Regions from separate parts of the Mus musculus genome. Here region 1 is linked to region 2. The links are chromatin loops, found by intact Hi-C in ENCODE. Cell type or tissue: gastrocnemius. All regions are shown on one strand. Each heading gives the region's core, and the rest is flanking DNA. Links, peaks and the distances in the headings are about the cores only.

What was found. Hi-C counts contacts between places; a loop is a spot of excess contacts. Peaks named below come from ENCODE experiments on the same cell type or tissue, not always from the same donor. Only the 100,000 strongest peaks of a DNase experiment are listed, where the experiment ranks them.
Region 1: a loop joins it to region 2, with 3 times the contacts of the local background. A loop is called at or near these places in 17 of 42 quality-filtered maps.

The regions. Positions count from the first base shown.
Region 1 is chr8:106,639,436-106,650,998 of GRCm38, reverse strand. It overlaps Cdh1 (cadherin 1), which reads right to left. Exons shown (of 16, transcript NM_009864.3): 3 at 1,775-1,998. Among named protein-coding and RNA genes, the nearest start is that of Tango6, 38 kb to the left of the region's middle. In gastrocnemius, for the core only: a CTCF peak has its summit at 5,863 (motif pointing right); no DNase peak of the experiment used is centred there; H3K27ac peaks cover 486 bases.
Region 2 is chr8:106,404,904-106,416,466 of GRCm38, reverse strand. It overlaps Zfp90 (zinc finger protein 90), which reads right to left and starts at 1,140. Exons shown (of 4, transcript NM_011764.4): 1 at 697-1,140. The coding sequence starts at 729. Gm34026 (a long non-coding RNA gene) reads right to left here. Exons shown (of 3, transcript XR_387995.2): 3 at 10,064-10,898. In gastrocnemius, for the core only: a CTCF peak has its summit at 4,280 (motif pointing left); a DNase peak (open chromatin) is centred at 4,254; H3K4me3 peaks cover 250 bases.

The DNA.
Region 1 (11,563 bases), core at 4,391-6,890, 230 kb before region 2:
ATCAAAGCGTGTCTAGAATGTCCCCTAGAGAGACACCATAGGAAGTGCCCAGAGACCATTCTCAAAATGGACAGAAGCATTTATGTGGCTTTTGGTGACATCCTCCAGGGACATTCCCAAGCAGAGTCTAGACCACACACAAGCTGTGTATCTGCCTCTTCACTGTACGGGTTTTCGGGACTGCGCAGGACCTAAGAGCAGCACTGCAAACATCAGGAGAAGGATCTTACATAACGACAGTGCAAAGAAGACTTAAAACAAACAAGCAATCTGTTTATCATCTCTGTGTATGTTTGCATGAATTGAAGGCACCATTCATGTGTAAGCACTGCAGAGGCCCGAAAGGGAGCCTGTGTCTCCTACAGCTGAGTCCTGGCTGTTCTATGGTACCTAATGGAGGTTTGGGGAGCCAAACCTACAGCTGTCTCTTCAGCTCTAAAAAGGGACAAAGACTTACTGGTCTTCCTTCCCCCTCCTTGCTAAATAAGACACTCATTCTCTCTCCAGGAAGGCAAGGCCAACAGAGAGTATTTGATAAGACTCTAACCTTCCACTCAGCCCTCCCTCCATAGCTTAGGTTCACATAGGTAGTCAACCAAGAGCAGATAGAAATGATTTCTTTTCAAAGCCAAATATGGTAGTACATGCCTGTAATCCCAAACTTTGGAGGATTGGGAGTTCAAGGTCATCCTGGGCTATAGATCAAGTTTGGGGACAATCTTGGCTACACAAAACCATCCTTTAAATAAAACAAAAAGGGGGACAGAAAGGATTCTACAAGATTTTTTTTAAGGTATCTAGAGTAGGGGGTGTAGCTCAGTTGGCAGAGTACTAAGTCTAGCATGCATGAACCCATGTATTTAATCCCTAGAGCCCCACAAACCCAGGTGTGATGGCACAAGCTTACAACCCTATCACTCCGGAAATGAAAAATTAGAAGTTATCTTCTGCAGTACAGTGAGCTGGGCACCATCGTGGCTATAAGAAATCCTGTCCAAAAAAGAGAAAAACGAGGAAGAACCAACCCTGTATGAAACCTATTAGTACACACCCACAGTCCCAGATCAAGAGTCTATGAGTTTGAAGCCAACCTGGGCTCAAACCAAAATAACTATGAGAACAACTCTGTCCGCGCAGAACATATGCAGACTTACTAATAAGGGTGCAACAGTGACTGTCGCATAGAGTCATGAGTTGAGCATTATCTTATGTAGAGGTGCATTCGCAGCAGGACATGCTGGCTATAGGCAAATATCCTCACCCCTATTGAGCATTTAGGTTTTCATATTCATAAAGGAAGAAGATGGTCCTTGTGGATACCAAGTGTATGTACATGATCTCGGTGTCTCCTGTGTGTAAATTCACTCAGTCTGCACAGGGGAAACGACCCCTCTGGTGTCACTGGGGTTGTTGTCAGAGAGAAAGCAACTGTGGGCTAACAATCCAGGCAGGGCCAGTATCTTCCTCATCACCCCATACTACCAGAGCCACAGAACCCAACAGCAAACCCCAAGCCCAATAGGAATGGATTCAGTCAGAACGAAAGACTGTCCTCAATGGGGGGTATTTTTGCCACTCCCACCCTAAGAGTCATGAGTTTATGGAGGTTCTTCTGCAGGTATTCCAGGCATCAGGGATGCCACGTAGCATCCTAGAGTCTTCCCATAAAATTATCTCGCCCAACAAGTCCCCAGTGCTAAGACTAGAGGCCCCCCAGATTAGACAGCTCCCTGAAAAATATACACATATCTAAGAAATACCCCCAAGTACGTACGCGGTGGTGGTGCCGGTGATGGTGGTGCCCCATGGACTTCAGCGTCACTTTGGTAGACAGCTCCCTATGACTGGAGTCCCGGGCGCGGACGAGGAAACTGGTCTCCAGCTTGTGGAGCTTTAGATGCCGCTTCACTGTGATGGTGCCGTCTGTCGCCACTTTGAATCGGGAGTCTTCCGAAAAGAAGGCTGTCCTTGGCCGGCCAGTGCATCCTTCAAATCTCACTACAGGATGGAGATCACAGAGATTAGGAAAGTGGACAGATCACAGACAGGACATTTCTTCTCCAGAAAGGGAACCTGATTCATCTAGCACATCATACAAAATATACACTAACTCAACAAACTGGCAATGAACAACCCTACCCGGAGAGCCTTGGCCTCATCGTTAAATTCTTCCCAAATACAGGGCAACTGACATTTGGAGTCTGGGTGGTTTTTTGTTTGTTTGATTGGTTGGCTGGTTTTCTTCACTTAGTCGTCAATGAGTATCTTGTCTATAAAGCAAATCTTTCATTTTCAGAGTGAAAGCAAAAGAGATACTTAATATGAAACCAGACCGGGAAATGTCTCATCGGGTCAGAGTGCTTGCAGCGCGGCATGGTGACCAAAGTTCGGACCCCTGAACTCAGGTAGAGCAAGATGTGGTAATGTGCCTCTATAAGCCTGGCGCTCCTGCAGCAAGATGGGAGATTCACCCAGAAGCTCATGGGCCAGCTAGCTCAGTGTATGCAGCCAAGTCTGCAGAGACAAGAGACCCTGCCTCAAAGCAAGACGGAACAGAAGAGTCCCAAAGTTGGCCTCTGACCTTTATACCCCTCCATGGCACATCTGTACCTGCACTTATGCAAACATCAGACCCACCCACACACATACACCACACACAAACAAAACAGGTATGGGGGCAAGGAACACTGGTTACATTTCCAGAGGTAAGCAAATCTGAGGCTGTAGGAAACCCTGCCTTATAAACCCAAGGCACCTAGATGGCTCAGCAGGCAAGCATGCTTACAGCCAATCCTGAGTTCCACTCCTGGAACCCCACAGTGAAAGAACTCACTCAAATGATAAGAGAACTAACTGTGTATAGGGGGGTTGGGAAGTGGGGTTTCAAGACTGGGCTCTGTGTAGCCCTGACCATCCTGGAACTCACTCTATAGACCAGACTGGCCTTGAACTCAGAGATCCTCCTGCCTCTGCCTCTGCCTCAAGTGCTAGGATTAAAGGTGTGTACTAGCACTACCCAGCTAAGAGAACTGACTTGTGAGCTATCCTCAGACTTCCTCAGGCATACCATATGGGACGTTCTGTGCTCATGGGCATAAGGGGTGTGTGTGTGTGTGTGTGTGTGTGTGTGTATGTATGTGTGTGTGTATACACAAAGAGAAGTGTAATAGAAAAAAATCTCAGAGGGCACATTTGAATGAATTCACAACAAATCTCAGAAGTTAGCTTACTTTCCAAACTTTCAAACAATTGCCCATCACTCCCCACAACGGAACTTCTACTTTGCCTAAGCATTCTCTTATGAAAATCCCTACTCCCCTGCCTCTTACATTCAGGTGGACGGAACACTTTCTGCCCCAGGAGGAGATGCCTGTGCTACAGTGCTCATTTCTTCCACCAGGGGTCACCCTTGTAAACATCTCAGAAGCCAAAAGCCCCTGTACTTGACAGAGAAAATAGATATGAATGTTGTTTCAGTGAGCAAGAAGAGGGAGGGTGCAGGCACCACCAGTCTGACTGGCAAAAATACACACTTTGGAGCAAAAGGCAAATGAGAGATAACAGTCACAGGAGGATCTGTCTAAACTTGAAGCAACTATCCTTTCTTATGGGAAGAATGGATATGTAGGAAAAGAGAGAGAGACTGAGTCTGTCTGTCTGTCTGTGCAGTCGATGCTATCCACCTTGTTTTGTAAGACTAGAGTCTCTCATTGGCCTGGAACTCAACAAGTAAGACAGGCTGGCTAGCCAGCAAGCACCAGGACTCCATCTGGTATCTGCCCGTGCATACTGAGATTACAAGTCCTACACTGAGAGTGGCAGACTTTCTTCAGGGCATAGCAAGCACCTTACAGGCTCAGCCGTCTCCCCTAGTTCCCAGTTAGCACTTTTAAAGTCCAGATTAGGAACATTTAAAGGTGCTCTTAAAGAAACCCTCTCAACCTGCAGCACAGGTACTGGGGTGAGGGGGAGGGGCATCTGAGTCATCTTTGGGGGCCTGTCACATAAGCAGGGAACAGGAGCTGGCCTTGATTCCTTTCTCCAGCCCGCACAAATCTAGCCAGTGAAAAACCAACAGGAACATGACTGGACCTGCCAAGGGTGGTAGCAAAAGAGAGCTGAGAGGCTTGGTAAATAACCTGGTGCGAGGCAATTAACCTGCTCAAGGCACCTCTTAATGGCGACTCGGCCTCACCCTTGGAGAAGTGACACCTTGTAAGTATGACAAGAGAGGCCCGACCTGAATTTCCAGGTGCTGGTTAAGGCTCATTATCTTTCTGTAAAACCAGATCCTCTGGGCTGAGAAATAAGGGAAAGTTGGAGGGGCTTGCTGGCTCCAGGAAGGTTCTAGAAGTTGTCTTCCACCGGGCTCAGCTATGCAGAACTCTGAGAACACCAAGATCAGCCCAAGGAGCTGGGTGTGCATTGATGTTTCCCCAGGGGAAGGTACTGAATAAAGAAAGCTGCCAAGGGACTAAGTCAACCTCACCCAGTGGGACACCTTTCCTTAACCAGCTGTGCTATGCACTGGTCCCCATGGGAATTAAGACCCCTGAGCATCTGTCTCTTAATTGGAAAACCTACCACAGTAGTCACCACCATCACCATTATTACCAGGAAACTCCACAACCTCAAACTGGGTGTGGTAGTGCACACCTGCAATCCCATGATTGGAAAGTCTGAACTAATACTTTCAATTACTCTTGTCAACTACTTTGGCCACATTTTAAATATTTGCAGAACACTATCGTTCCAGGCTCCATTTTAAGCACTTTACAAACATTAAACCGTTCAAACCCAGAACTTTATACAGTTGATATATGCTTTGCTTTCTATATCTTGCTTTTTCAGACTGGGTCTCTTCTCTGTACGTAGCCCTGGCTGTCCTGGAACTCACTCTGTAGACCAGGCTAGTCTCGAACTCACAGAGATCTGCCTGCCTCTGCCTTCTGAGTGCTGGGATTAAAGGCGTGCGCCACCACGCCTCTGGCACATCCTCTTTTTACAGATGCGGAAATCGGCAAGGCTGGGATTTAGACGAAGGCAATCTGAGATCTCTTGCTCCTTGATTGCATTCCTTGCCTCTCTATAGAGGGTCCTTGCTCTGGTGGTGGTCTTTGCCTTGTATTTCCTTAGGCTTTTATTTTTGTATGTATGGGTCTGTCTCTCTCTCTCTCTCTCTCTCTCTCTGTGTGTGTGTGTGTGTGTGTGTGTGTGTGTAGGTCAGATGATGACAACTTGCAGGCATCAAGTCTCTCCTTCCATGTAGGTCCCTGGGATCAAACTCAGGCTGCCAGGCTGGGCGGCAAGCATTTTTACCCACTTAATTCTTTTCATCCTCTAGCCCCTTACTATATATGTGCACAGGGGTGTATGTGGCAGGGGATATATGGGGGTCAGAGGACAACCTCATGGGGTTAGCTTTATGCTCCTGCTGTTACATATATCCCATGGACTGATATGCCACTGAGCTACTGGGGAGGGGTGGTGCAACTTCTCCCTGCCCCCATCCCAGCCTTGCTGAGGCCCCTTCAGCATGGGCTTTCTTTTCCTGAAATTATACACTGCTGAGTTCAGAGCTTAATTGGTTCACCCCTAAATGAGGGCTCTTCACTGCTATTCAAGACTGTCCCTGCCCCACCCCAATTGTTGGCAATGCAATCGAAAACTTTGCATACACAGACTAGCCCGTGCTAGTACCTCTATCATGGGCATGAATGATAACTGGAGAAAACTGATAGAAGAGGGGTTGAGGTGGGCTTTTTTCCCCCTAAATACAGCTCTGTAGTAAAGCATTTGCCTATAACACGTGTAAAGTTTTGAGTTAAATTACCAATAGGGGGCAGGGGAGGGCTGGTCTCAATCCTAGCACTTGAAAGTGGAAAGAGGACCAGAAATTCAAGGTCATCCTGGGCTACATAGCAGATTAGATAGAGGCCAGCCCAAGAAACATCAGACTGCCTCAAACTACCCACCCAAGAAGGGTGTGTGTGTGTGTGACATTATTGTTTCTTTGTTGATTACAATTAAAATAAATTCTTTAAATGACAAAAAACCAAGAATGTCTTTTTAGTATGCCTAAGTTTTATATTCATTGTAAGCACCCCATCTTTTAGCAGGCTTGGCAGAAGTAGTAGCTAACAGCAGAAAACCCTGGGGACATAATTCAATACAAATAAAAGGCAGGGTTGGTGAAAGCCTCTGGTCACGTGGGTGGGCGGGCGGGCGGGCAAGCGCGAGCCTTCGCTACATTCTTTTCCAGTAATTGCCATCGAGCCAAGGCCAGCCTCACTTGAAGGATCCCATTTCTTCTTCCACTAGGGTGGCCATCTCTGGAATGTGAGTGGGTAGAGACAAGGAATCTCAGAAGCCTCTGAACATCACAGAAAATGCTGGGGCTCGAGGACAGGGTCCTGTCACCAAGGGCAGCTAACCATGGTTGATCGCTTTAGCAACTAATAGGTGATCCAGTCTCTGGGAAACTGTTTGAAAATAGAACCCTGCTCATACCATGCACAAGGCAGGACATGAAGAACAGGTGTTTTTGTTTTGTTTTGTTTCTTTTTTTAGACTGCCTCCTTTGTTCAAACCTCTTCTCTGAGTATCCTTGACGAGAGAGGTTCCACAGACAACTCTGAGACCTCCGTTCAGCTATACTTAAAGGACCATTTATTTATACACAGGTGGTTGGCTCAAGGTAACAAAGGTATGATCAGAGTTTTCCTTCTGAGCTCCAGGGTTACAGAGCTACACTGCTACTGTGTATCCCAAAAATACCTCTGTATTTTCTGACTCAAACTCTGAAGACCAGAAGACAAAAAGTTTTACCCTGGGCTGGAGAGATGGCTTAGCGGTTAAGAGCAGTGATTGCTCTTCCGGGGGTCCTGAGTTCAAATCCCAGCAACCACATGGTGGCTCACAACCATCTGTAATGGGACCCAATACCCTCTTCTGGTGTGTCTGAAGATAGCTACAGTGTACTTCCATATAATAAATAAATAAATCTTAAAAAAAAAAAAGTTTCACCTGAAGGATGAGGGGACAGGAGTAGACAGTCTCTTGTTTTGTGGTTCAGTATTCCTTTCTAAAGTCTTCACAGATGTCACCACCCAGAAAACCTCCCCCCAGGTCATTTTCTTAGATGACATTGGGCAATGCAATGCCGGAACTCCCTCCTTTGATGTAAAATATTAACATGTCTCATGTATGAGGTTGATGATACCTTTGATAGGTGTCCACAAAACTAGAAAGGACTACAAGCTTGTGAAACAACCACTCCCGCAGGAGATGTCACCATAGCTTTAGAAACAGGGCATGGTGGGGGTGGGTGGGTATGGGGGACTTTTGGTATAGCATTGGAAATGTAAATGAGCTAAATACCTAATAAAAAATGGAAAAAAAAAAAAAGAAAGAAAGAAACAGGGCATGGACAAGCTACCCTTTGTTGCCAAGGACACATGGGTTCACTCAGATAGGTCGCTATTTGTGTCCATCTCTTGAAAGCTGAAGACAAGAACTATAATGTTCTGTTTATTAGGTACAGAAGCCCTGGGTTGGATACACCTAGTCAGGCGTATACAGTAGGAGGCATTTAGCAACTCTTGTTCACAAATGAAATAGCAGAAACACAGATAGGTAAAGGATGTGGCCCAGCCACATGGCTAGGAACAGACAAGAGGCTGTGGTCTCTGTCTACACTGTGGCGAGTCGCCTAGGTTACCTGGCTATTAAGTGAAGATTAACAGGAAGTAGCTACAGCTACCAGCAAAAGATCATTCCGTAGACAAGGGCCTCAGAACCACAAGGATACTAACAGAAGAGGTTTGAACAAAGGAAGAAGTCTAAAGCCAGACTCAAGAACCTCCCTCCTACAAAGCATGCCTTTAGTCCCATCACTTGGGAGGCAGAGGCAGGCAAATTTCTGGGTTCAAGACCAGCTTGATCTTATACAGAGTTCCAGAGTTCTACACAGAGACACCTTGTCTTGAAGAACCAAAAGGAAAAAGAAAGAAAGAAAAAAACAAACAAAACCTCCACATTATGTCACCACTTGTCATAAACTGAAATAAGCTGTATTTCCCCTAATAGGTCACCCATCCCCACTCCTGCAAGGACCAGGAGCTCGAAAGGTCATACTACACAAGCAAACCCCCAGCCTGTGTTCCTAATGCCATAGATATGTGCGCCTGTGTTGAAAGGAGACTCTGGGGTGGGGGGGGGATTCCAAGGACAGGAAACTTATTTGCATTAAAGTTACCAGATTTTCTCCCAACTTCTCTTAAATGTCCTGGTCCAAAACAAAGTCACTAACTTCACTAATTCAGACCAGGAGGCCAGGTGTGGTGGCATACCCCTTTAATTCCAACACTCGGAGGCAGGAGGATCAAGAGGCTACAGAGCAAGTTGGAGCCTAGAGTGGACTCCTAGTGAGACTCTGTCTCAAAAAACAACATCAACAAAAACATCTCAAAGGAGGCCAGGGATAACACCCAGAGGAGTGCAGCAAGGAGAGCCCAGCAAAGGCACAGAAGGGAGAGAATTCACTCAGGCTCATTTAACCCTGACTTCTGAGAGTAAACAGGACAAAGGACACTCCATCATCACCCAGGACTGCCCCCCCACCCCCAGATGTAAGGTCATTCATGCTGACTGTAGACATTGGGGCAGTGATTATCTGCCCAGGTTCTACCTCGCCATGTGTTCCAAGCTCCATGGTAACTCCAGTGAGCCAACTACAATCAACAGGGTAAAACCTGCCATCAGCCTCAGACATGAGACGTGTTAATAGTCTTGCAGCTTGGTGAATGTGGTTAAACACATTCAAGGGTTCAGGCCCCAGTCTTGCCTCTCTTTTACACCACAGCTCACCTCTGCCAAGGGGCACTTCCCCCACTCACCCCCTCAAGAATGTAAGGATTCTTTCTCAAAAAATATGTGGGTTTCTTTCCTCCCAAGAGTTGTGACCCAAGGCAGCTGGGGTAACAAACACATATCAGACAGAGAAGGTAACAGGGACCAAGGTGGGTGGGACTGATTTAATCAAGGATAGCAGGGAAGGCTGGACTTCCAGAGACATGCTCAAGCCACAAGGCACAGGGTAGTGCAGAAGACCCACCCAAGCTCCTTGTGCCTGTCACAGCCTGGGTGCTGCACAGAAGAGCCAGGTGAGAACACAGCAGATGTGACCACAGTACTGGAATTGAAGTTACGGTAGCTGGTAGGTATTGAAGTCTACATAGGCTTGCAACCAGCAATGGCCCCTGTTCCTTCAGTTCAGAAGAGCTAAGATCTCCTCCATCTAAAGAGCCAAGATCGCCTCCATCTACTTGTCCTTCATGTCAAGACCAAGGAAAAGAAACAGCAGCTTGAAGTCATTTTCCTCTCCAGGCCCCTCTTAGACAGTCCAGTGTCCACAACCCAGGTTTCAATGTTCCTGGAGGCACTGTCCGGTGAGGAGGCAATTCTTTTAAGAGAAACTGAAATCCGGTGCAAGAAGATGGGGAATTTGTCCCTACCTGCTGTAATAGGGATAGGGTGGGGCCAGAAATGGGCCTGAAGAGCTGGCTCAGTTTTTAAGAGCACTTAACTTCTCTTCTGAAGATGTGGTTCAAATCCCAGCACCCTCCCCAGGTACCTCACATCTGCCTGTAATTCTAGTTTCAGGGGATCTGATATCCTCTCTTCTGGCCCAGCTGACACCAGCAGACAAAGGGAGACACATACAGGTTTAAAAAAAAAGAAAGAAAGAAAAAAAAAAAAAACCTTTGGCTTTCATGCCAAGTCAGGGCTGTGGTGTCCTGGCTTTTAGCTGCAAGCAGACAATACCACCGCACCCTACTGCCTAAATACAGGGGTGCTCTCTGGCACTGCCACTGGCTACAGCCCACGGAGCATTCCTGTGGCTGTTTGGGCGACTCCACGACTTGTTTGCTTATTGATTAGGAAGGAGGCTGCTTCTCTACTTTTCCCTTCTGTGGATTTTCCCAAGCCCAGAGAGAATCCTGTTCTAAATTCCATACAGCTGAGTCCCCCACCCTCAACCCCTGCCACCCCCCGACAAAAGGCAGGCAGGCAGGCCTGAGTGCCGCTGAGCCAGGCCCTCCTAGCCCTCTCTAGTCCTTAATGTAGCCTTATGAGCTCTCAGGCCTCCAGTCCCACTCGGGGACTAAAGCATGTTGACCAAAATGCCTATAATCACCCTCTCGGATCTGGTGTACAGTGCACATACTGTCCTGGTGTGCTTTGAAAACTACCCAGTCCTGGGTCCTAACTCCAACTAACTCAATACAGATATCCAGAGATGGAAGAGCCCAGGAATTGGCAGATCTTAAATTTTCTCCAAGCTCCTATAGAATCCAATGTGAGCAAAGAATCACCAATAAATAAATAAATAAATAAATAAATAAATAAAGTAAGTAAGTAAGTCATTGCATCAGGCATAAAGAGGGAAACATGACTCAGCAAAGGCTCAGAGATGTTAAATGCCTCTTCCAAGGTCACACAGCATAAATGGCAAGAGTAGGGCTCAAACACTGGTTGAATATAGACGACTCCCACACAGTCTTTCTCCAGCCTGACCTGCTGGGTTTGGGGAATTTCCTTCACTCCCTTGTCCGGGAATGGAAAGTGAGAACATAGTCCTTCCACTTACTAACCCTGATGGCTGGGTTCTAAAGTGACGGCACTCCGTCAGGACGTCTATTTTGCACTCCGACTGGGATTTGGCTTAGTTTTGAATATCAACAGCAATGCCTTCTGTATGTGCGTGGGAGGGAGTGTTACAAGGTGAAACTGCAGCGTTAGCTAACATGCCAGAGTGGAGATAGCAGATGCTGAATGACACAAAAGACCACACAGACCCCGTGCCATTCCTTTGTCACACTCGAACGTCCCAGATCAAAAAGATCTACAGATAGGACTTGGGAGATGGCGGGTGGCAAGGGGCACATTCCTTTTTAATAACTAAATATATGTTATATTTTTTTCATTTTCCTCAATGTGTGAGTGTTTTAGCTCCATGTCTGTCTGTCTGTACACCACATGGATGCTTAATGCCACAGAGGTCACAGAAAGGCATCATCAGATCCCTTAGAACTGGGGTTATAGATGGTGGTGAACCACCATGTGGGCGCTGGGAACAGAACCCGGTTCCTCTGTGAGAACAGCAAACGCTCTTACCTGTTGAGCCATCTCTCTAGTACCCATGAAAACGCTCCCAAGTTGATGGGGGATGGTTGCAAATTCTGTTCATATACCAAAGGCATTTGATTCACATGCGAAATGGGAATGATATGTGATAAGTGAATTAATACTTTTCTCTTCTCTTCCCTCCCCCTTCTCTTTTCAAATCTGCCTATAAAACAAAAACAAATAAAAAGGTGGCTGAGAGATGGAGAGATGGCTTGGCTGGAGGGTTAACTGGAGAGTTAAGAGTGCTCACTGCTCTTACAGAGGACCTGAGTTTGGTTCACAGAACCCTGGGGCAGCTCACAACCACCCTGTAACTCCAACTCTGAAGGACCTAATGCCCTGTTCTGACACCTGAGGGCTCATGCACTCATGT
Region 2 (11,563 bases), core at 3,116-5,615:
ACCTTCAACTCCAAAGAGAGTTCAGATTATGTTCTCATCAAAGTAAAACGGACAGCCTCAGAGCTTATGTCCAGAAAATGCCCCTTTTGCTACAACTAAAAAGTGGGTTGATAAATCTGTCTCTTACTAATTAACCTGAAGCCGGGGCTATGGAGGGTGCGCACTATTATACATTTGTTAATGGGGAAAGAAAGAAAGGAAAATAAAACGAGTGGGGCGGGGGGGGGGGCAAGAAAAGCTGGAGCTTGTCTGACCAGGTTTGGCTGTAATGGTGGTCTCCGACTCAGCGCCCAACCTTCACCGGCCTCTTATTCTAATAGGTCTCTTCTGCCCCCCTACTATCTCTTTATGGCCTTTGGATGGGAAGCAGGGGGCTTTTCTATTTTGTCCCTCTATCCTCCATTCCTCACTGAAGAGTTCTAAGAAGTGCACACTGCAATAAAGTCTCAGTGCTGACACCCCCAGAACACTTCCTCTCACAAGATCGCACTTCCCTAGTCTCCTCTTTAACTCCATCCTTTCAGAAATCCTGCTCTGCCCAGGGCTGGGCACTTTGGGAGGGGTTTTCTCCAGAGGAGGAGACTCAAAGCGATCCAAACTAAGACTCTCTATACCTATACCAATAACTGTTCCATACAGACTCCGGGGGCCTCTCAGGGTGGGATGCTCCGGGCGGTGGGGGAAGGCTCGGCTCACCTGGGGCTTGGCCGTCGGAGGTCTCGGGGCCATTCCTGCCTCAGTGTGTGCTGGCTATGGTCCAGGGCTGAGGAGAGAGGACAGGATCCACTCACCGGGCTACCCCGAGGCCCCACCCCTTCAGCTCTGCAGCCACTTCGGCCGAAACGTGGGGAGGAGCCCCGCCTTCTCCTGCTGCTCTTCCCAAGGCCAAATGAAAGGCCCCACAGCTTCGGGACAGTTCCTCCGGCCACGCCCAGTCCGTCCGCAGGATGGTCGGCGAGGCCCGGAGGACAGCCTCCTACCCACTGCACTCGGAATCTGCCTCCGGGGCTTCGGAATCCGCGACCTCAGGTCCGCCCCTCTAGCGCCCGCTGCAGTTTCTTGTTCCCGGCAGTACTGCTCTGCAACAACAGGGTCGGACAATGGCCACAGCGGCGGGCGCAGAGCCACGAGTGCGACTGCGCACAATGATCCTCGCGCCTGCCCATCCACGGGTGCAGAAACTACGATTCCCAGCTATCCTCGCGTGCCCGCCCTGCAGAGGTCCTGCCTCCTAGTGGGGGGCTGCAGTAAGAGCACAAGAAGGCGGGCAGGTTAGGTTCAAAGTTTTTCTTTGGTATGTGTGTTTTCTGGAGCTGCTGGAAAGGTTCAAAGTTTTTGTCGTGTGTGTGTGTGTGTGTGTGTGTGTGTGTGTGTGTGTGTGTGTGTGTGTGTTGGAGCTTCTAGAAATTCTCACCGCTCCTTCTTTTCTTTTCTCCTTCTCCTCCACCTCCCATCCCGTTCCCTTTCCCTCCCCCCTCCCTCTTTCTCCCTCTGTGTAGCTCAGGATGTCCAGAAACTCACTCTGTAGACTCAATTCTCAATTCTCTTAGCACACAAGTGGCTAAGGATCGGGAGTTCAAGGTTATCCTAAACTGTGGTTCAAGACCAGCCTGGGCTACAAGAGACCTGGTCTTACAAGCCAAAATAAATAAACAATGCATGCACGAATGACTAAAGTGTATAATTCAATAGACTTTAGTACATAAAAAGAGTTGCACAACCATCGTTGTAGTCTCCTCTTTGAACATTTTAATTAGCCACAAAAGAAAAAAAATCATGTACATTAATAACCGTCCCCTCGTCCTAACCCACCTCCTCTCGATCCCGGGCAACCACTGACCTGTGCTGTCTTTGTGACAAATCTGTCTCTTCTGGGTATCTCATAAGATCAGGCAATATGAAGTTTTATGATTGGCTTCTTTCAGTTATTACAGTGGTTCTGAGTTCATTCACATCACAGGAGTCTCTATCCCATTCTTTTTTAATGCTGAATGAAAGATCTGATTGCCCGAGTGTACCACATTCATTCATCAGTTGGTAGCGTCTGCGTTGTTCACACTGTGAGATTTTATGCTTTTATCTTCAAAGCAACATTACAGAGGATATGTGTGTACACACGTTTATGGGGGTGCAGTTTCATTGATCTGGGGTAGATACAGAGAAGTTGAATTATAGAGATTTGGTAGCACCATGTTTAGCATTTGAAGGAACTGTGAATGTTTTCTAAAGAGGCTGTATCACTTCCATCTTTTTTTTTTTTAAACTAACAGCATATAGATTTCAACATTCCTACCCACACCTGTTACTATTTGTCTTTTTATCACAGTGTTCTGTGGATTTTTGCTGGGATGCGGGGGCGGAGAAAGTATAAATAACAACAAACCCCTTGGAAACTCTGCAAATACTTTCCACACTAGACAACAGTAGCAGACAGATACGCACAAAACAGAAGTTTAAGAGACCCTAGAAGGATTCCTAAGGCAGAACTTTCAGTAAGAAGCACAAAACACAGGCTAGGGTAAGGCTCGGCACCAGGCACTACAGCTCGTTCCCCAGCGCTGGCAGCCACACAGCTCACAGATGGGGGCCAGAGTATCTCCTAGGGACCCCAACACAAACAAACGTATGTATGTATGTATGTATGTATGTATGTATGTATGTATGTATGTAAAACGTATTTGCCCATACCTTTTATTCTTGCAGGGGGAGTGGTGGTGGGTGCAGAGACAGAACGATCTCTGTGACTGTGTCAGTGTGTGTGTGTGTCTGTGTGTGTTGGGGAGAGGGAAGTTGGACAACACTTGGGAGCTGGTTGTCTTTTTCCACCTTTCGACGTTTGAATTCAAGCCTTCAGGTTTTCTCTGCAAGTGCATTTACCCGTCCAGCCGTCTCTCTGGCCCTATGACGTTATTTGTACGCATTGTCTACAAGATTGGGGGGTGGGGGGCTTCAGTTTGTTCAAAGACCATTGTTTATAAAGCCTGAAGTTGCCATTGGAGAGGGACCAACTAGACCCTTCAGTAGGCAAGGAGCCGCATTCACAGCAGTAAGGCATGCAATGGAAAACCCAAGCTCAGAAGAATTTATTGACTCTCTAAATTGTCCCGCACAAGGGCTGGGGCTTGCCAGAGGTCGAGGTGTAATTAGTTCCGGTTTGCGGTTGGCTGTTCAGGTGGTTGTTTCGTGCAGGCAGTGAGAGCAGGGATAAGCTTGTGAGTAGCGACTCCCTGGATCAACAGGCACAGCGCATGATGCTCTTTTCTCATGGTCCAGGAGTGGACCTGCAAAGCCGGGACCCTTAGGATGCTCTTAGCCACGGGGTCCTCCAAGGGTAAGTGTGGCTCTCTGCCCTGGTCCCTGGGTAGCGGTTATTGTTTGGTGCCAAACACAAGAATTAAGAAGCTGATCAAGGAGTGTTTGTGTCCTCAGCAAGTTCAGAACTGTACATTCACAGAACTACCAGACGTCTAGCCTCTTAGAGCTGTCTCTCTGACAACGGCCTCCACATATGCTTCAGATTCCTGGGTTTTGAGATGGAAAAGACAGAACGTGCTGGGACACGGAGGAAGAGCCCCAGGTATCCGAGTAGTGCCCTCCCCCACTCCCACCTGGTGCCCTGGTGGGCAAGAGGCCACCCTTTTTTGCCTAAGAGGTGGATACTGGACTCAGTGTGACCTTGTTCAAGCTTGGGGGAGCCAAAGAAACCGGTTAATAACGCCAGATGCCTTACTCCGCACCCGCTGTAGGATAACAGGCAGGACCATTTGGCCCTCTCTTGCACACTGGATCAGCAGTGGGCTCAGCCTTCCAGCTGAGATAGCCTTTGTAACACAGGAGCATCCAACAAAATTAGTGAGAGGCGATGGATGGGCCCTTATTGAAAGTACCTGGGCTCAGTTACGAAAACCTGTGAACAGGGAACCTCAGTTCCTGACTGTTTTCCTGCCCTCACCAAGACACCAAATCAAGAGAATACTTCCTGAACGCTGCTTTGGGTCAGCATAACTTTAGCTTTCGTCGTCTGAGGCTGAATTGAGTTCACTCTAGGTTGCTGGGGTGCAAGGAAGCAAGTCCTCCCCACTCTTTCACTTCCTCCCCGTGGTTCAAACTAGCTTGAACTCATAATAACTCAGGCTGTGCTCAGGCGATACTGCTGCTTCAGCTTTGAGAGTGCCGGGATTACAGGAGCCACCACACCTTGCTCCAGTAAAACCAAACACCTCCTGTGCCTGGACCCTAAGGCGTTCTTCAGACCGCTGGCATCGATCGCCATCTGCTGGTCACTGTGGCACATTACTGTTCTAAAAATCTAACATACCGGGTACTTTGGCAAATTTATTCCTGCCAGAACCAGGCCTTGCGTTTTACATACATTATCTTAACTTGAATTTAAGAACCAATAGAATTGATTGGGGTTATAGTTCAGTGGTAGAACCCTCGCCGCACATGCATTATATCCTAGGTTCCATCCCTGTTTGTTTTTTTTGGGTGTGTGTGTGTGTGGATAAGATAGATATTCTAATCTGCATTGCACATGTAAGAAAATAGCTTCGGAGAATATAAGCAGTATATAAGAAACTTACCAAACCACTGAATGTCACATGTGGGATTCAAATGATCTTCTCCCTGTGCTGTAAACTCTTCCTTGTGACAGGTGAGTCTCTGGCCTGACTTCCTGCCTCCCCTTAGTAGATTTTCCCTAGAGAAGATTCTCATGTCCTTCTGCACCCCGCCCCCCATTTTCAGAGAAGTGCATGGCTAGGGCTGAGGTCAGTGTGCTTACTGACACAGTGCAGGCCACTGCCATGACGTTCCGCTGTCAAGACATTATTTCCGAAAGATTCAAGAATCAAGTTTTCATTTATTAACATTTTCAAGACCCAGTCTCTGAAAAAAAAAAAAAAAAGGCAATTAACGGGCCAGAATTCCATCTTGGAATGTGTACAAGTTCTTTGTTTAATCTTGAGCTTCACAAAGAAAAGGAATTTTTTGTTTTGTTTTGTTTTGTTTTTTCGAGACAGGGTTTCTCTGTATAGCTCTGGCTGTCCTGGAACTCACTTTGTAGACCAGGCTGGCCTCGAACTCAGAAATCTGCCTGCCTCTGCCAACCAAGTGTTGGGATTAAAGGCGTGCGGCACCATGCCCGGCTATATTTTTTTTTCTTAAAGGACACATTGTTAAACTAGGCCTTGTCCTCCCTCCCTCCCTGCCCTGCCTCCTCTCCTCTCCTCTCCTCTCCTCTCCTCTCCTCTCCTCTCCTCTCCTCTCCTCTCCTCTCCTCTCCTCTCCTCTTCTTGAGAACTATTGCTCTTTTCCAGAGTACTTTATCCATCTTTGGGAGAAGATCCCACAGACAGGATCCAGGAAGGCACCCAGAAGTGTGTGTGTGTGTGTGTGGAGGAGTGGGTGGAAGACACGGCATAGGAGAAGTGTAATCCACTCCAGCTTGAGCCAGGCAGAAAGACTTCTGGGGGAAGTGATTATCTGAGTTGCGTTTTGAAGGCTGAGGCTTAAGTTGGGCAGTGGGTGGATTGAAGGGGGTCATGTCTTTAGGCTCTTTCTTCCTGAGATGTTTCTCATTAGGGGTCTAATGGTCCTGAATCTCCTCCCTGGCCTTCCTCTCCTCTCGTCCCATCTCCTCTTCCTGGTTATCCCTTCCAGCCATGATTAAAACAAGCACCCCAGTATTGCACGTGGTACTGTCACCCTTGTCTCAAGCAAGCCCTTCTGTGTGGATTGCTCCCGGCTTAGTCGTCTGTCTGGTGAACTCATTCAATCCTCCAGCGTGACGTTCAAGCCCTTATGGTATCATCCCACAAGCCTTCCTTCAATCACAGGTCAGTCCCATGAACCAAGTGTTAGGTCTACATCGATACTTTCTGTTCAGGTATCTCTGTCTTTTCAGCTGTTTCGGATCTCTTGTAGACTGGCAGGGGACCAGCTAGTTTCACTCAATCAAAAATAAATGGTTGGCTGGCTGGCTGGCTGGCTGGATAGAAGCACAACTTAAAAAACAAGCAAACAAACACAACGAACAAGAAACCACCCCTCTTAACAAAGACGGCTCTCTCAGACTCCCAGTTCTGTTCCAGGACATGGGTCTGAAGGGATTTAGCCATTTGTTATTAAAGTGAATTAAAACTTACTTGAAATAACCGCAGACTCCCCCGCTCCCCTGAGCCTGCAATGGCCAGATTACATCTCCTCCAGGCACAGACGTTTGACATTTTGTTGCAAAGTCATTTTCCTCTCATTTCCTTATGTTGCTAGAATATTCTATGTCTCTTCACTTCCCCTCCATGTCCCCATTACTCACGTTAGTTAAATTTATCCACTGCCATTTAATCATCCGAGATAGACTTGCTGGTATGCATGTTCTCTGGGCACTGCTTTCTCTTCTCAGACCATCTGTCTTCTCCTGGGCCACAGTGAGAACAAAACCCAGACCCCACCCCTTTGGGGATAGAGATCCCCGGAGTCCTGCGTTCCTTCCACGGCTGGCTTTGACTTCAGGGTCCTCTTGTTTGCACCACACCTATGGCCCTTTCCTCTCTCCAGCCTCCTCTTCCACTTCCTGGAACTTGCTTGTTTTATTTTTAATTTTATTACATTTGTTTAGTTAGTTTGTGAGTGGGTGAGGGCACACACATGCCATACAGGTCAAGGGATAACTTGTGGCAATTGATTCTCCCCTTTTACCTTGTAGGTCTTGGGGATTGAGTTGAGGTCTCCAGGCTTGGCAGCAAGGACCTTTACCCATTGAGCCATCCGGCTTGCCTAGAACATGGGTTTTATTTTGCCTCCAGACCAAGCAGTTCTGGAACCCTTTAGTAACACAGACAAAGGGGCATCGTAATTCTTCTCTGAACAGGTTTAGTCAGGAAAAGGGACAAAATAAGCAGCTGGATAGTGGAAGTGGGGGTTGTGGGGTGCCTGCTTCAGATACAGGTGTCCTTATCTGGCCAGGACACCTTCCCTCTCATATAAGGACAGAGACCCTCACTCTCCCCAGAGACATTTGGAAAAGAACAGAAATCCACATCTTCAGGAAAAGAATGGTGTGGAACTATCTTGTAGGATCAGTCTCTGCGCGTACACACACACATACACACACGAACAGAAACCCTGGCAGGAGTAAAAGCCAGCAGCAGAAAGAAGCTGAGGGCATAGCTGTGCTAGGGTAAAGAAGAGAGCTATAAAAGGACTTTATGCCTCACATAGAATCAAAGGGCAAGGAAAAAGCGGCCCTGGGAGCGTTCTTTTTTATTTTGCTGATAGCATCTTATGTATCCCAGGCTGGTCTCAAATTCATTGCATGGCAGAGGATGGCTTTGAACTTCTAATCCTCCTGAGTGCTGGGGATAGGAATTCACCTCCACAGGTAGCGTGTGTGTGATGCTGGGAAGAGAGCACGGGGCTTTGTGAACACTAGACAAGCTCTCTGCTCACTGAGGTACACCTCTAGCCACCATGGGGTAGATTTCGAGGACAAAGAGGGTGGCTCAGCAGTTAAGTCCATTGGCTGTTCTTACAGAAGACCCAGGTTCGATTCCCATCATGGAGGCTCACAACCAGTCCCAGCGGAGCCTATGGAATCTAATGCCCTTTTAAGGGCCTCAGAAGCAGCAGGTACACACATAACATATAGATGTACATGCAGGCAAAACACTCACATAAAACATTTTAAAAAAACAACAAAGGGGGCACAGATAAAGTACTTAATAGTTATGTTTAATGAGTCATATTTATAGACCTTCATACATATGATCATATTTAATTTTTTTCTCTATGTAGCCCTGGCTGGCTTGGAACTCTCTGTGTAGATCTCTATGTAGTTCTGTCTCAAATTCAGAGAGATTTACCTGCCTCTGCCTCCTGAGTGCTGGGATTAAAGGTGTGTGACTCTATTCCAGCTTTAAAATTTTATTTAATAAAATAAACTTTATTCTTGTGTTCATTTCAAGAATATTTTTTTTTCAGAACAAAATCAAATCTCCAGTCTCCATGTGTCTATGTTTTATTTGTGCTTCCATTGGGTCTTGGTTGGAGGAGACATTACTTACTGTTTATAATATACTTCTTATCTCCTTTACTTCCTACAAGTGTTCCGTGTCTGAGGATCAGAAATCAAGGATGGGGTTCAAGGATACAAAAAGATACTGGCATAATCAAGATTCATGGGGAAACTGTTCTAGGCTGAGGGTTCAGCTATCTGGGAGAGTGACCAGTGAGGCAGGGTACATAAGGTTTTCAGCCACCATCCCTCAAATCTCCATTACTGTGCACATTTTAAAATTTTTATATTTTAATTATTTACTTATCTGTTGTGTTGCTGAAGACAAAGCTCAGGGCTCTATACACGCTAGGTGGGTGTTCTCCCAGGGAGCTTCCATAGCTTTTAATTTGCTGAGAACAGCATCACACCATGAAACCCAGGCTAGCCTTGAATGTCCTGTGTAGCCTAGGTTGGCCTGGAATTCAAGATCCTCCTGCCTCAGACATCTAGGTGTCAGAATGACAGGAAAGAACCACCATGCCTGGCTCTACTACCCTCTCACTTCTAACTATGGCGGAACATAGACCAAGAAGCAACTAAAGGGAGAAATGGCTTATTTTGACAGCGTGAAGTTCAAGAATTGAATCCGGAGAGCTCTGTCTGTCTTGCTTTGCTGGTGGGGACTTAATAAAATAAACTTTATTCTTGTGTTTATTTCAAGAATATTCTTTTTCTTTTTCAGAACAAAATCAAATCTCCAGTCTCCATGTGTCTGTGTTTTCTTTGTGCTTCCATTGGGTCTTGGTTGGAGGAGACATTATTTACTGTTTATAATACACTTCTTATCTTCTTTACTTCCTACAAGTGTTCTGTGTCTGAGGATCAGAAATCAAGGCCGGGTTCAAGGGTACGTAAAGATACTGGCATAATCAAGATTCATTGGGAAACTTCATTAGGAACGCCCACCTAGCGTGTACAGAGCCCTCAGCTTTGTCTTCAGCACACAACAGATAAGTAAATAATTAAAAAATAAAAATTTTAAAAATGGGCACAGTAAGTGTCTGGCAAGAGGGATGCATACAAGGCTCAGAGCCACCATCAAGGAGAGTACCTTCTAAGACAGTGCCACCAACAGGGGACCAAGTATTCAAGTGCTGGGGCCTATGAGGGGACACCCCACATTCAATCCAGAACACTTTCCCAGGAGGCTCTGGGTGCAGCCTCTCAACAATGGTCCATGTGCCTGAGCAGACTTTGACTAGACTGTATGATTCACCCTGTCCCCTTGAGTCTCTTTCTCTCTCTTGGAAGGGGCCAAGAGTAGGGGTCTCCTTAGTTGATGGAGGTTGGTGAACTGATCGTGTTAAATGTCTGAGCAGCTCAGTGAACTAGAGCCCCTGATGGAGAGAAAAAAAAGGCAAGCCTCCACCTGCAGAGCCCGGAGACAAGCGAACTATTCCAGGTTCAAAGACACTGCCAGTGGCTAGACAGTTCCCAGGAGCCTGACAGGGCTTTCTTAGCCAGCTTTCTCCCAGAGATTCCCTCGGGTGCTTGCCGTTACATCCACCCTCCACAGACTCTGCTGTTGAGCGTTCTGTTTGTGCCGTAGCACATCCCCGATCAAGGCAGTCTAAAACAATGGATGTTGTGTAGATTCTATATTCCCCAGATTCTTTAAAAAATAGTCTATTTGTGAATAAACATTATTATTCATATTTATACCTAAAATGCATGTGTGTGTGTGTGTGTGTGTGTGTGTGTGTGTATGTGTGTGTGTTATGAGATATGTGCATGTGGAGATCAGAGGAACTTTCAAGGGTTCATCTCTCCTCCCATCATGCAGTTCCAGGGGTCAAACATAGGTCATGAAGGATTGTTGGATTAATGGGTAATAGGCTATTTTGAGAGCACATCTGCTACATAAATTTGGCTTTGACCCTTGTATGCATCTTTCTTGCTATGTAAAACCCTGCACCACTTCGGAAATCTACACATAGTCTCCATTAGTGAGAGGAACCTTCGATAGATGTAGTTCTTCAACCTCAAGAAGACCCTTGGAGCCTCGGAACCGTAAGGCTTTATACGCTACTGTATAAGCTGAACGTAAGGTATTCAGTTATGGCAACGCAAAACAGACCTGAGTATCTGAATCTTTGCATTGTTGGAGGGACAATGGGAGTGCCAGCTTAAAAGCAGCGGTCTGGTGCAGGCTGTCCTTTCCAGCGAGGGAAGGATGAAGCCCTGTGGGTTCTCCCTGCTCACCCTCATCTGCTGTATGTAGAGCTGGTTCTGAACGTGAGATCATGCCTTTGGCCTCTTACTGGCTTTGTGACAGCTGCCATCTCTGGCGTGTCCGGCGGATGTTGTTTTGACTCCGAAGCCATCTTTTTTTACTTCCGGTGCAGGGTTTCCAGAAAGTGCTGAAAGGTCTGAGGCCAGCGCGGGTGAGCCGCCGCCGCCGTGGGCCATGCCTGCCTGCCTCTAATATGATTTGACTTGTTTTCCTGGCCAAAAGAACTCAGGGCCAGGAATGAAAAGCCTCAGTGGCAGAAGTGATGGCTCCCTGTGCTGCCCGCTGCTGCCCGGTGTGGTGTGGCTGGCGCTCTCTGCCCACAGGGTTCACTCTCAGCCCCGGGGAGCCAGGAAGGGAACATTTCCAAGAAATCAAAAACAGAAAGAAAGAAAAACTTCCTCTGAAACTGCCATCATCAGGCATTTATTAAACTTGAGTTGACTGGGGCCAGTTCTCCTGGTTGGCTAAAATTGGCTTGAAAAATAGAGTAATTTGTGGTTGTCAGATCCTAAATTAAATGATTCGAATACTACTGTGGCTGATTAAAGGACTTGATTCAATTTCCTCTTGACCACATGTTTTTCTGTGAGGGCAGAAGAGACACTGTTTCTGGAAAAAAAATACAGTATTAAGAGACTGCTTATTGGCTCTATGGGTAATGTTCAATAAATATGGTTCTCCCCTTTGCTCCTCACTGAAAGGTGAAACGAAAGAGGGAAGAAGAAATGATTATTGTGTGTTTAACTGTGTTTAACTCTCTGTCAAGCGGTTATGTAGATACGGCCTCAGGGTACCAGACAGGGTAGCTAAGAGAAGTTTAAGGACCCAAAAGGGTATCTAGGCAACAGTAACAAAGGTCAGCAAATAAAGAGTCAATGAGAGGGGGGAAAAAAAACCAAACAAACGGGGGCTGTGTTGGATGGTCTGAGAGAGATGCCCCTGCCACCTACAGCAATGGCAGAGGGACAGTCTTATGACAGCCATGTTAATACTCTCCCTTCTTGGGGACCAGGGCCAGAGGAAGCCAATCCAGAGACAGATGATACGTTCTGGTAAACAAAGGGAGCTGCCTCTGTAAGGTGAGGACCTCCAGAGAGCAGGCTGCTAAGCAGCTGCTGCAGGAAGGACAGAGGTCACAAGGTGTTTACTTAGCAGCTTGCTGAGTGGAAAGAAGCAGAAACTTCCTGACAGGAAGAAGTCCAGGGGGATGACAAAGGATTGTTGCCTGAGAGAGAAAGAGAGAGAGGGGGGAATATCTTGGGGTTCTAGGATTA